2 separate regions of the Homo sapiens genome follow, and region 1 is linked to region 2. A link is an interaction called in ENCODE POLR2A ChIA-PET data of the cell type or tissue named here. Cell type or tissue: IMR-90. All regions are shown on one strand. Links, peaks and the distances in the headings refer to the core of each region. The heading gives the core; the rest is flanking DNA.

Region 1 (5,381 bases), core at 158-5,157, 94 kb after region 2:
CCCCAAGATAAACAAAGGCTGACCATGAGAAAGATACCAGTACACCCCCAGGAAGCCAGCCGATTCTCTGGTGATGAGTGATGCTGGGAACAGCAGACTGGACATCTATGGGCATCTGATGGCCACTTTAAAGCACTCAAGGAGAGGTGAAGAAAAAAAAAATAGGCTCCCCTCCAATGCAATTTTTAAACCACTGATTCACCATGCAATGCAGTGTTAAAGTCAAAAGAACCTTAGCCACTACTGTATTTGCAAAAATTCTGTACTTTGTTTTAAAAAGCACCATTTGTTAGCCCAACATTCCCCATGGAGCCAGTTGGGAGATGACATCTTGACAAGTTGGACTCTTTCGGGACAAAGAATACAAGCTGCATCAGTTCTATTTCTTCCCCAGCCAGAATACACAGGACTAGCCATCAAGGGGTAGAAGCAAAAATGGCTCCTCTCCTCTTAAACCTAGTGATATGGTTTGGATATTTGTCCCCTCCAAATCTCATATTGATATTTGATCTCCCACGTTGGAGGTGGGGCCTAGTGGGAGGTGTTTGGGTCATAGGGGCGGATCCCTCACGAAAGGCTTGCTGTCCTCCTTCGAGGTAATGAGTGAGTTCACGTGAGAACTGGTTGTTTAAAAGAGCATGGCACCTCCTCGTCTCTTGCTTCCTCTCTCACCATGTGACACACCAGCTCCCCTTCCACTTGCACAATGTTTGGAAGCTCCTGGAAGCCCTCACCAGAAGCAGATGCTGACGCCATGCTTCTTGTACAGCTGGTGGAATCATAATCCAAATAAACTTTTTTTCTTTATAAATTGCCCAGTTTCAAGTATTCTTTTATGGCAATACAAACAGACCAAGACACCTAGTATGTTTAGAGTTTTGCTTACCAGCCCCACAATTTTTGAATCTGCAGATTTGGAGCTGCTGGTTCCCAAGAGAGGAATGCTTCCTCCAGGAGACACTGCAATGGTTTTACTGAACTAGAAGTTGAGATTGCCCCTTGGCTATTTTAGACTACCAATGCCACAGAAACAAAAGGCAAAGAAGGCAATTACCCTACTGGGTGAGGTGAATGATCCCAATTTCCACAGGGAAACTGGACTGGTGCCATTGCTGCCATACAACAGGGGCAGAGAAGAGTATGCCTGGCACCTGGAGAGTCTCTAGAGTGCCTCTTGGTACTTCCATGTCCAAGAGTAAAAATCAATGGAAAACTAAAGCAACTAACAGACACACAGAGAGAATCACTGAGGATTGAGATCCCTAGGTTATTCCACCGGGTAATAAATAAACCTCTGCCACAGAAGGTGCTGGCTGAGGGCAAAAGCCAAGTCCCAGCAGTCACGGTTTCCATATTGAAGCAATGTTAATTCCTCCTCTCATTCCACCAATCCCAGATAAATATTCTATATCCTACAGACTGAACCAGGAAAATAATTTATGCCACCCAGAGACAGACACCATGCCAACTGGGACTTTTTGTCTTCCCTTAAGAGTGTGAATACTGCATGAAGCATAGACACATCATAGGCAGAAACAAAGCTGTCCTGCTGTTGTGCCAAGTTGAAAATGTGCAGGAGGATATGTGAATGCTGAGAATCTGAAGGGTTGGACTGTGCTGGTCATTTAGTTGCCATCTTTCTGATCCAAGTCTGACCTGTGTGGTGGGGCGAGGACTGTGCAAACTGCATCCTCGCTTTGCCAGTTGAATTTCTATTGGGTTCTGCCAGTAGGGGCTCAAGATGGAGAAGGCAGAGGGGAACCTTAAAGTCAATATACCTTTACAGAAAGCTGGTGTGCATGTGCAAGAGTTTTAAATTATTCTGAATTATTGCATTTTCATATTAATCATTCACTCATTCAGTCATTCAACAAGCATCCTCAGCACTGAGGCCCTAAGGATTTAGCTGCTTAGAGAACAAGGACAAACCATGCCCTCATGGAGCTTACCATTATGGTTGGAGGACATGGTAAATACCACATAAACAATAATATGATTTCAGATGATCGTAAGTTCCACAAAGAAAATAAGATAGAAACAGAGGTTGACAGTGAGTTGGGCAAGGAAAGAGGCTGTTTGGGGCAAGGTGGTAAAAGAAGGCCTCTCTGAAAAGCTAGCATTTAGGCAGAGACTATAAGGATGGGAGGGAAGAGTGAATGAACTGGGAGAAGACCTGGGACCCAAGGCTTCTAGGCAGAGGGGCTCCATTACCCCATCAGAGAGAAACACCCTGGGTCATGTGCTATAAGAGGTATTTGGAGCAATGCCACAGTCGAAGGAGACTCACCATCGTGGGGGAAACTGTTTGTTTACTTTCAGCAAATCCTACAAATCAGATATAGCTTAGTGGTTGAGTTCATGTCCTCACTCTGGCATGTGGTTATTTTTCTTTACTTTCAATTTACATTGCAAGCCTGGAGAGAAATGAATTACATCCCCCTGGGTTTCTCTGTTCCGTACAATTAAGAAAAGCTATTTCTTAGTCATAAGGCGGATGACGACACCAAGATTTCCCATTTTCTCTCCACAGGGAGGCTGTCATCACTCAATATTAATTGATCCTACTTTTCATCCATAAAGCAGGGGCTGAAACAAATTTTTGGTCACAAAAATGGCAACTATTACACTATTAAGGTAAATTATTAATGGTGCCTCCATTAAAGCACACTCCTGCTCACATGGCATCAGCTACCTCAATGCATGGTTGTTTCTTTAATGGGGAAAAAGGAGTAAATTATTTGGTTTTTTTCCTGAAACTGGATTAATCACCTGCACCTATCTCATTTAAGGTTGCTGGGGATTTTCCACAGTTTCATCACAACTGAGAACACACAGATAGGGCTGTAATATGTCTTGAATTCCCAGCAGGAAAGTGTGTCAATTGAATGCAATTTTATTTTTCTGCTAGAGAGCAGATAAAGTGAAAACAGCAAGAAGACACAAGAAACTTTCACAAGTTGAGGAGAGCTAGTATCATTTAAAAAAATGTTTCCCTAGACAAATAATTTGATGCTTATTTTTAGAGAGGCTGTGGTGGTGCTGAATTAGGGAAACCTAGTTTAAAAAAAGAAAAGAAAAAGGAGAAAAACAACCAAGTTGTATCTACAAATAAACAACCTGCAATGAATCAGGGACATATGGGAAGAGCCAAACCTCATTACCACTGACGGCAGCGACCAGATGCTGGCACCCAGGAAAAAACAATTTTCCTATTCAAGGGAGGGCTCTGCTGCCCACACTTCCAATTCCTTCTCATTTATTTACATGAGTGCTAGGGCCTTGTGGAAGGCTAACCACAGGACATTTGCATCTCATCAATATGTTTAAATGTCACAAATCTTGACTTTCACAGCTGAAAGCCAGGCTTAGCCACTTACAACCAGGCTGATGAATAACTGGTTGACGCAGAAGGCATTTCTTAAACATATAATTTAATCTGAGAAGTGATGAGCTCTGCTCAACAGGCCCATGGCATGAAATTAGAAAAACATGCTAAGCATGTGTCTCCACAGTATCAAAGAAATGACAAAAATGGAAAAATCAACACAGTGATCATTTGCTTCTAGATTAGCAGAAGAACATCGTAGGGACCACTCTTGTTGATGGTCTTTAAAGGACCATCGCTCCCATCTCCCAGGTGCTGTGTGGTGGCTGCTAAGCACTCACAGCTGCCCCTTCCTCTGGAAAATTGTCCCCAACCAAACAGGAGCTTCCTGGGGGAGTTTAAGTGACTTGAGAGTGTCACAAAAACTATTAATGTGACCCCTTTGTTATACTCACTGTGACACAGACTGTGGGCTGTGTCAATTAAAACCCATTTCCACCTCTTTCTAGCTAATCTTCCTGAAATATAGAGCCCGGGGGCCAAAAGCTACATTTCCCATCTCCCAATAAGGAAACTGAGGCACAGAGAAGTGAAGTGACTTTCTCAAGCTCACACAGCTAATAAGCAGCAGAGCCAGAATTTGAAACCAGGTTGGTTCAAGAGTCTGTGCTCCCAACAACTCCATGATGTTGTCTCTCATATAGAAGCAAGACTTTTTAACATAAACTGCCTGCATTATTAATATATAACAAATTACCACAAAACAGTGGCTTAAAACAACATTTATTTTCTCACAGTTTCTGTGAGTCAGGAATCCAGGTGCAGCTTATCTGGGTGCCTCTGGCTCAAAATCTTTCATGAGGTTGCCTGAGGACATTGGCCAGGGCTGAAGTCATCTCAAGGCTCCACTGGGGGAAGATCCACTTCCAAGCTCATGCACACAGTTGTTGAGCAAGATTCAGATTCACTTTCCCCAGGGCTATTGGGCTTAGGGCCCCAATTCCTCACTGCCTGTTCACAGGAAGCCTCCCTCAGTTCCTTGCCACATGGGTCTCTCCACAGGTCAGCTCACAACACGGCAACCAGTTTCCTTCAGGGGAGTAATCAAGAGAGAGCGGGAGAGTGCAAGATGGAAGCTACAATCTTTTTGTAACCTAATCTCGGAAGTGATAACCCATCACTTTTGCTGTATCCTGTTCACTAGAAGCAATTCACTAGGTACACAAGGCCGTGGATACCAGTAGGCAGGGGTCACTGGGGGCCATCTTGGCAGATGTCCACCATGCTACTTGATATCATAACACTAATGAGCAGGAAAGTTGAGTTAAAGTTGCTTTTTCATTAGGTAACTTGGCTCCCAAACCCAAGCACTGTATAGTACTCTAACATTCCTTGCAGGTAGGAGAACAAAACCTTGGCTGGTTCACCCCTCAGGGACACTGATCCCCATCACTTGCCTTAAGCCACTTCTGAATTCACACTTTATATCCAAGAAAGTAAATGGTATTAAGAAAAAAGATATTTTCTTGGTTTTTAGTTGTTTTAGGCTAATTCATTAAATGAAGTCCACAATAAGAAACTACTTATAGACATGAGAGTAAGTTTTTGTTTTCATTTACAGTCTCTAGATTGGCAAGAAACAGTGGTAAGAAAAGAAACAGTTGGATCACCAGTCTGAGGGATATGGAAGGCAATCCAGAAAAACCTCAACATCCTTCTCCCCATTCCTTGCACACCTTTACAGCATTATTCCAGCCTGGGCTATTAGAAACAGCATCAGTAACTTTTCTTTCACACACTTCATCTCGACCATTTCTCACCAAGCAAGCCATGATGGACTGAAGACCGGTGAGCCCATGCTCAGGGCATCTTTGATGCATCTATTAAGGCCTTAAAAGTTCAGCCTGTTGGCATCAGCAGCCCTGATGAGTCCACTCACCCCCAGGAAGCTCGTTTGATTGAGGTACCTTTTCCAAGCTGCAGTTTGGTTGGTGGGTCCAAAGATTAGATTTGGTTTAGGATTTCCAGGGCCCCCTGCACCTACCAAACAGCAGAC
Region 2 (5,381 bases), core at 81-5,080:
GGCCAGTCTCAACTAGAGTCACGGAAATAGCATGAAGTTTAAAGGCTTTTGGAAAGGCCTGATGTGGAGCCCCAGATACGTGACTCACCATCTTGAGGAACCAGAGTAGATTATATAAACTTTCTGTGCCTCAGTTTTCTCATGTATAAAATGAGTGAAAACACACTTATTTTGCAGTTGCACTGAAACTTAGTTTAGACATTACATATGGCAAGTGCGCCAAAGGATGGGGCACAAAGACGGTATCTCTAACCTCTCTCCTTATCAGTCCTGGGCTTCTGCGGCCCTGCAGAGACTGCTGTCATCTAGAGTGAAGAGGCGAGGACTCCAGACACAGGGCATTATCCTAGCCCTCCCCTTCCTCACTGGGACTGGAGGAATTGGAGAGGCTTGGACACAGACACCTGCCCTTCTCCCACAACAAACCAGACAACCATATTCCTTTGCCATCTTGTACTGCAAATTTATCCTCTAGGCCAGGGGTTCTCAAAGTGTGGGCCCCAGACCAGAGCATCAGCATCCCCTGGGAACCTGTTAGAAATGCAAATTCTCAGGCCCCACCACAGACCTACTGAGTCAGAAACTCTGAGGGTGAGATCCAGCAATCTGTGTCTTAACAAGTCCTCCGAGTGATTCCAATGCAGCCTGATGTTTGAGAATCACTGCTCTAGAATACACATTTCATGAGGGCTGGGGTAGTTTGCACTGCTGCATCCCCAGTAATAGAATGATGTCTGACATATAGCAGGTCCTCAATAAATATCTGTTGAATGAATGAATATATTAAATAATGGATGAATATGTATGCCTTCTCTCCCGAAATGAGCTCCTTGAAGGTAGGGATGGAGACATTAATTTTTCAGCTGTAGAATCCAACAAATAGTTAATAAGCCCCTACACTGGTCCAGGCCAACACGGTGCTTAGGTACCAGGAATGTAAAATAGGATCCCCAACCCTCAAGAAGATTTGACCAATTATTACGAACAGAGTTTAAAAATAATTACACTATCATGGAACAATTAATGCTTGAAATGACATATAAAAAGTCAAGATTCTAAACTTCATACACTTTATTATGACAACTATGTAATACACATACATAAACTATGCATAAAAACAGTCACCAAAATGAAAACAGCACTGTATTTGGGGAGTGGGGCTATAAGTGATTTTTTTCTATTACTGTGTAATTTTCAAAATTTACTTAAGGGGCATGGATGTTACTTTTAGAATTGAAAAAGTAAATATTGTAAAAATTCCTCATAGAGGATAATATAGTAATGGATGTGAAGGCATAGACATGACAGTGACAATGGTGATTATTTCTGCCTGAAGGGGAGGTTGAGAAAAGTTTCTCCGAGTAGATCAGGGATGTAACAAATGACGTGGTGTAACACAAAAGGAAGAATAAGAAATGTGGCAGAACTGGAGCATGCATGCCTCACCTTAAAGCATTCAAATCCAATTTTTTTTTTCCAAAATGCCATGCTAGACAAAACCTATTTGGGACCTACTCTGCAGAAGGCTTTGAAGGATGAATAAGAGTTCAGCACATATGTAAAGGAAAAGGAGAGGGCAATCCATGTAAAGGCAAGGAAGGATCATGATGGGCAAAAGCGTGACAGTATGCAACAGCCTGGTGTGTTGAGGAAATTTCTAGAAATATTTCTGGAACATGACATGAGAAACCAAGAGGAGCCCAGAAATGAAGCTTGACTAGACATGACAAGGACCGGATCACATATGGCCTTGGATCCATGCCCGCAAAGGCTCTCAGTTCACCCTGCAGGCCAGCATATCCGACTCTCCCACCACAGTCATAACCTCAAGAGCAGAGGAGAGTGGGAGTCTGAGGGAAAACTGCAAGATTTCTTCGAATGCTCATCTTTTACCTTCAACTTCAGCACAAATTTTGTATCTTATACCATAGTGCTACCTAGGATCCAAACTTTAAAAAGATGTCAAAGTTAAATGCTGCCCTTATCCTATGCATTCCAGGGAAATTCACACCCCCAAGAAGAGGAAGCATATTTGTAGCTCTGCTTATTTCCTTCAAATAGATTCCTGGAAGTAGAATTAATGAATGAAGGGATATTAACTTTTCAAAGGCTTGGCAGAGGCTGCCAAGTTGTTTACCAAAAAGGGTGCGTAGTCCTTTTTAACTAGACGACCACATTTAGATTTTATGAAGATCAATATTTGGCTAGATCTAGGGGCCACGACTCTTACAGTTCTGTCTTACCCTAGTATAGACACTTTCCTCTTTTTCAGAAAGTCATTTGACCGTGTACTTATGGCTAAAGTAAATCCTGCTTCTCATTCTTGCATTTATAACCTTTACTGAGCCAGTCTCACATTCATCATGGTGGTGGGCATGCGATGTATTCATCAGGGTTCATCCCCGGCTGCCAGCTCTCCTCCACTCTACACTCCCCTTGGTGACTTCCTCTACTCACATGGGTTTAGCTACAAATCAGATGTTCATTATTCCTAAGTGTGAACCCCTAGCCCTGGCTTTCCTTGCAAGTTCAGACCTACACAGAAGACGATCACAGCTGACGGGTCCACTGTTGATCTGGTCTCACCAGCTGGAATCACAGTATCTTCTTCCCTGTTTCTAATCCTGTGTGTCTGTTCACCACACCCTACCACATTTATCCCCCAGTGTTTCTGGAATTACTTCCTCCTTCTCCATAAAGTGACCATCCAAGCTCACTTTATTTCAAGCCCTCATCATCTGTTGCTGGACATCACCATGACCTCAGGCGATGCCAGGGTCTTCATGAGCATGGAACCAAATCAACATGGAAGAACAGGTCATGAGGAGCCAGGTCACCTCAGCCATGGAGCTCCCCACAGACTCCCACGCATGCCCACAACATCTCTAACAACAGCGATTACAGGAAACAGCAACTATTAACATTGCACAGCTCTTCTACAAAGAACTTTCACATGCATTCCCTTAGGCCTCAAAATCATACCTTACAGAAGAGAAAACTGCTTAAGACATTCTGTGACTGGTCAAACCTCACAGAACTACCCAAAGCCATGCCTGGCTTTCGCTCTGAGTATCCTAAGCCCAACCTGATGCCTCTTCAACGATACCACTCTTTCCACTTCAGATAATCTGACCTGTGCCAAGATGCCCAGGTGGATGCCTGTTTAAACTGATATACACCCTCACCCACCTTATTCTCATTTCTGCTGCCTGTAAGAACCCACCTGCCCCAAATACTTAAAGAGTAACAATTTCTGGTTGAGGCACTGAAAATTAAACATGGCTGTTTTGACTAATCCACAACTTCACTCAGTTGCTCTATAATAAGTAAGGACATGCTCCACTGTAACTATAATCAGGAATCATGATGTGAAAAATATTTCTTTTTAAAAAAATGTAGTTATATAAAAAGTCACAAGTCATTGTAAAAAAAATCTTTGGTTATATATTTGAGGAATTATTTTTATTAAAAATAATATGACATTAGATTTCTAGGATGGATTGTCTGTTTCTATGTCCAAAATGAATACCATGTTGCTAATGATAAGTGCGATATATACTCTATGTGCATGCGAATATACGTATTTGTGATTTAGAGTATGTGTATCAATCGGGGTGAGAAATCAGAAAGAAGTGAGACACAGGTTGGATTTCATAAAAATGAAGGCTATATGGAACATAGGAAAAGGAAGAGAAAAGCCTCCTGCTCACAGGTCAATAGGGATTGGAGTGTCCACAGCCTGTAGTAGATAGCATGGGTAAAGAGTCAGAGACACTTCCAAGACTGTTTTGTCTGACTCTAAGGAGGATGGTGTCACAGTTAATTTTATGTCCACTTGACTGAACTATGGTGACCAATTGTTTGGTAAAACTCTAGTCTAGATGTTGCTGTAAAGGTATTTTTTAAATGTGTGATTAACATTTACTATCAGTTGACTTTCGGTAAAGTGGATTCCTCCATTATTAGGTGGGTCTCATCTAATCAGGTGAAGGCTTTAAGAGCCAAGACTGAGATTTCCCAAAGGAAAAAGAATTCTGCCTCTGGACTGCAACACAGAAATTCTCCCTGGGTTTTCTCCCCTTCAAACTCAAAGACTGCAACACCAGTCCTTACCTGAATGTCCAGTCTGCTGGACTGCCCTGCAGATGTCAGACTTGTTGGCCCCCACTATCACATGAGCCAGTTCCTTAAAATAATCAATTTTCTCTCTTCCCACCAGGAGGTAGGGGAAAATAAGATAGCACAGGGCAAGTTGATGGAGGTCTCTAAATCTAAACCTGACTAGGCATGAAATAAAAGTTCGGTACAGGCTCCCAAATGACAGTGAGCCCCAAACAGAAACAAGACAACTAGGACTTCATCTGGTATCGATTCCAGGTCCTACGTGAGAGGCTGAAGTGTGGCAGGGAGGCTTTCAGCCATCACTGTTGCCCAGGTAAAGGAAATTTCCCCCATTGTGCTTTGAGGAGAGCTGCTACACACCAGGTAAGGGAGGTTGTATCTATAACTGATGGATTTATTTTCTACAAGTTACATAATAAACTTAATGAAATGCCTGTAACTAATGAGCTAATTAATGCTGGGAATCAGAAACCTACTGCTAAAAAATAGAGAGCTGTGCTGTCCAATAGGTAGCCACTAGCCACATGTGGCTATTTAAATTTAAATTAATTCAAATAAAATAAAATTTAAATATTCCTCTCCTTAGTCACATGAGTCACATTTCAAGCACCCACCAGCCACTTGTGGCTAGTGATGACCCCATGGACAGTGCAGGTGTAGAACATATCCATCATCATAGAACGTTCTATTGGGTAGCTCTGCTATAGAGCATAATAAATCACATAAAATACTGAATAATAGAGTTTTTGACAGTGATTTCTGAGGCATATAATATGGGGTAAATCCAAGACTCACATCCACATACTTATATACCCTAGATCAGACCACTGCCCACTCCGGCCCTCCCTCATAACTCACACGCCCCCGATCCGTGACAACATAGCACAGCACACGCAGGGAGCCCACAGCAGAGGCATGCCCTAGGTGTCAAGAACAGGTACAAAAATGCCATTCTGGGTTGCAGTTACACATGAGTCTTTACAGTGAATATTTTATCAGACACACACAACCCTTCCCATCTTGTCACCTACACTCTTGTACAGCTTTCTGAAAAGGGAGGCTCAAAAATAACACGGGTTTGAGCTCACATCTGAAGCCGCCTTTAGTTTTGACATGTTAACACTTAGCTGCAGAAATTGGAAGCTTTGCCAGGCGCTGCTGGATGTTTAGCTCCGTTTTAGGGCCACAAGGAAAGATCATGTAAACTTTCTGCTGTTGTGGTTTTCTCATTTAGCGACTGAGAGGTCTTAGAATCTGCC

What was found. Peaks named below come from ENCODE experiments on the same cell type or tissue, not always from the same donor. Only the 100,000 strongest peaks of a DNase experiment are listed, where the experiment ranks them.
Region 1: POLR2A ChIA-PET joins it to region 2 with 12 read pairs; 5 of 35 experiments call an interaction of 5 or more read pairs at or near these places.

The regions. Positions count from the first base shown.
Region 1 is chr3:16,474,455-16,479,835 of GRCh38, forward strand. All of the region lies in intron 2 of RFTN1 (raftlin, lipid raft linker 1), which reads right to left. LOC124906219 (a long non-coding RNA gene) reads left to right here. Exons shown (of 3, transcript XR_007095839.1): 2 at 2,531-2,634; 3 at 4,947-5,381. Among named protein-coding and RNA genes, the nearest start is that of RFTN1, 37 kb to the right of the region's middle. In IMR-90, for the core only: no CTCF peak of the experiment used is centred there; DNase peaks (open chromatin) are centred at 707, 2,377 and 4,247; H3K27ac peaks cover 3,109 bases.
Region 2 is chr3:16,380,088-16,385,468 of GRCh38, forward strand. The region is part of intron 4 of RFTN1 (raftlin, lipid raft linker 1); the gene reads right to left. Among named protein-coding and RNA genes, the nearest start is that of OXNAD1, 120 kb to the left of the region's middle. In IMR-90, for the core only: no CTCF peak of the experiment used is centred there; no DNase peak of the experiment used is centred there; H3K27ac peaks cover 331 bases.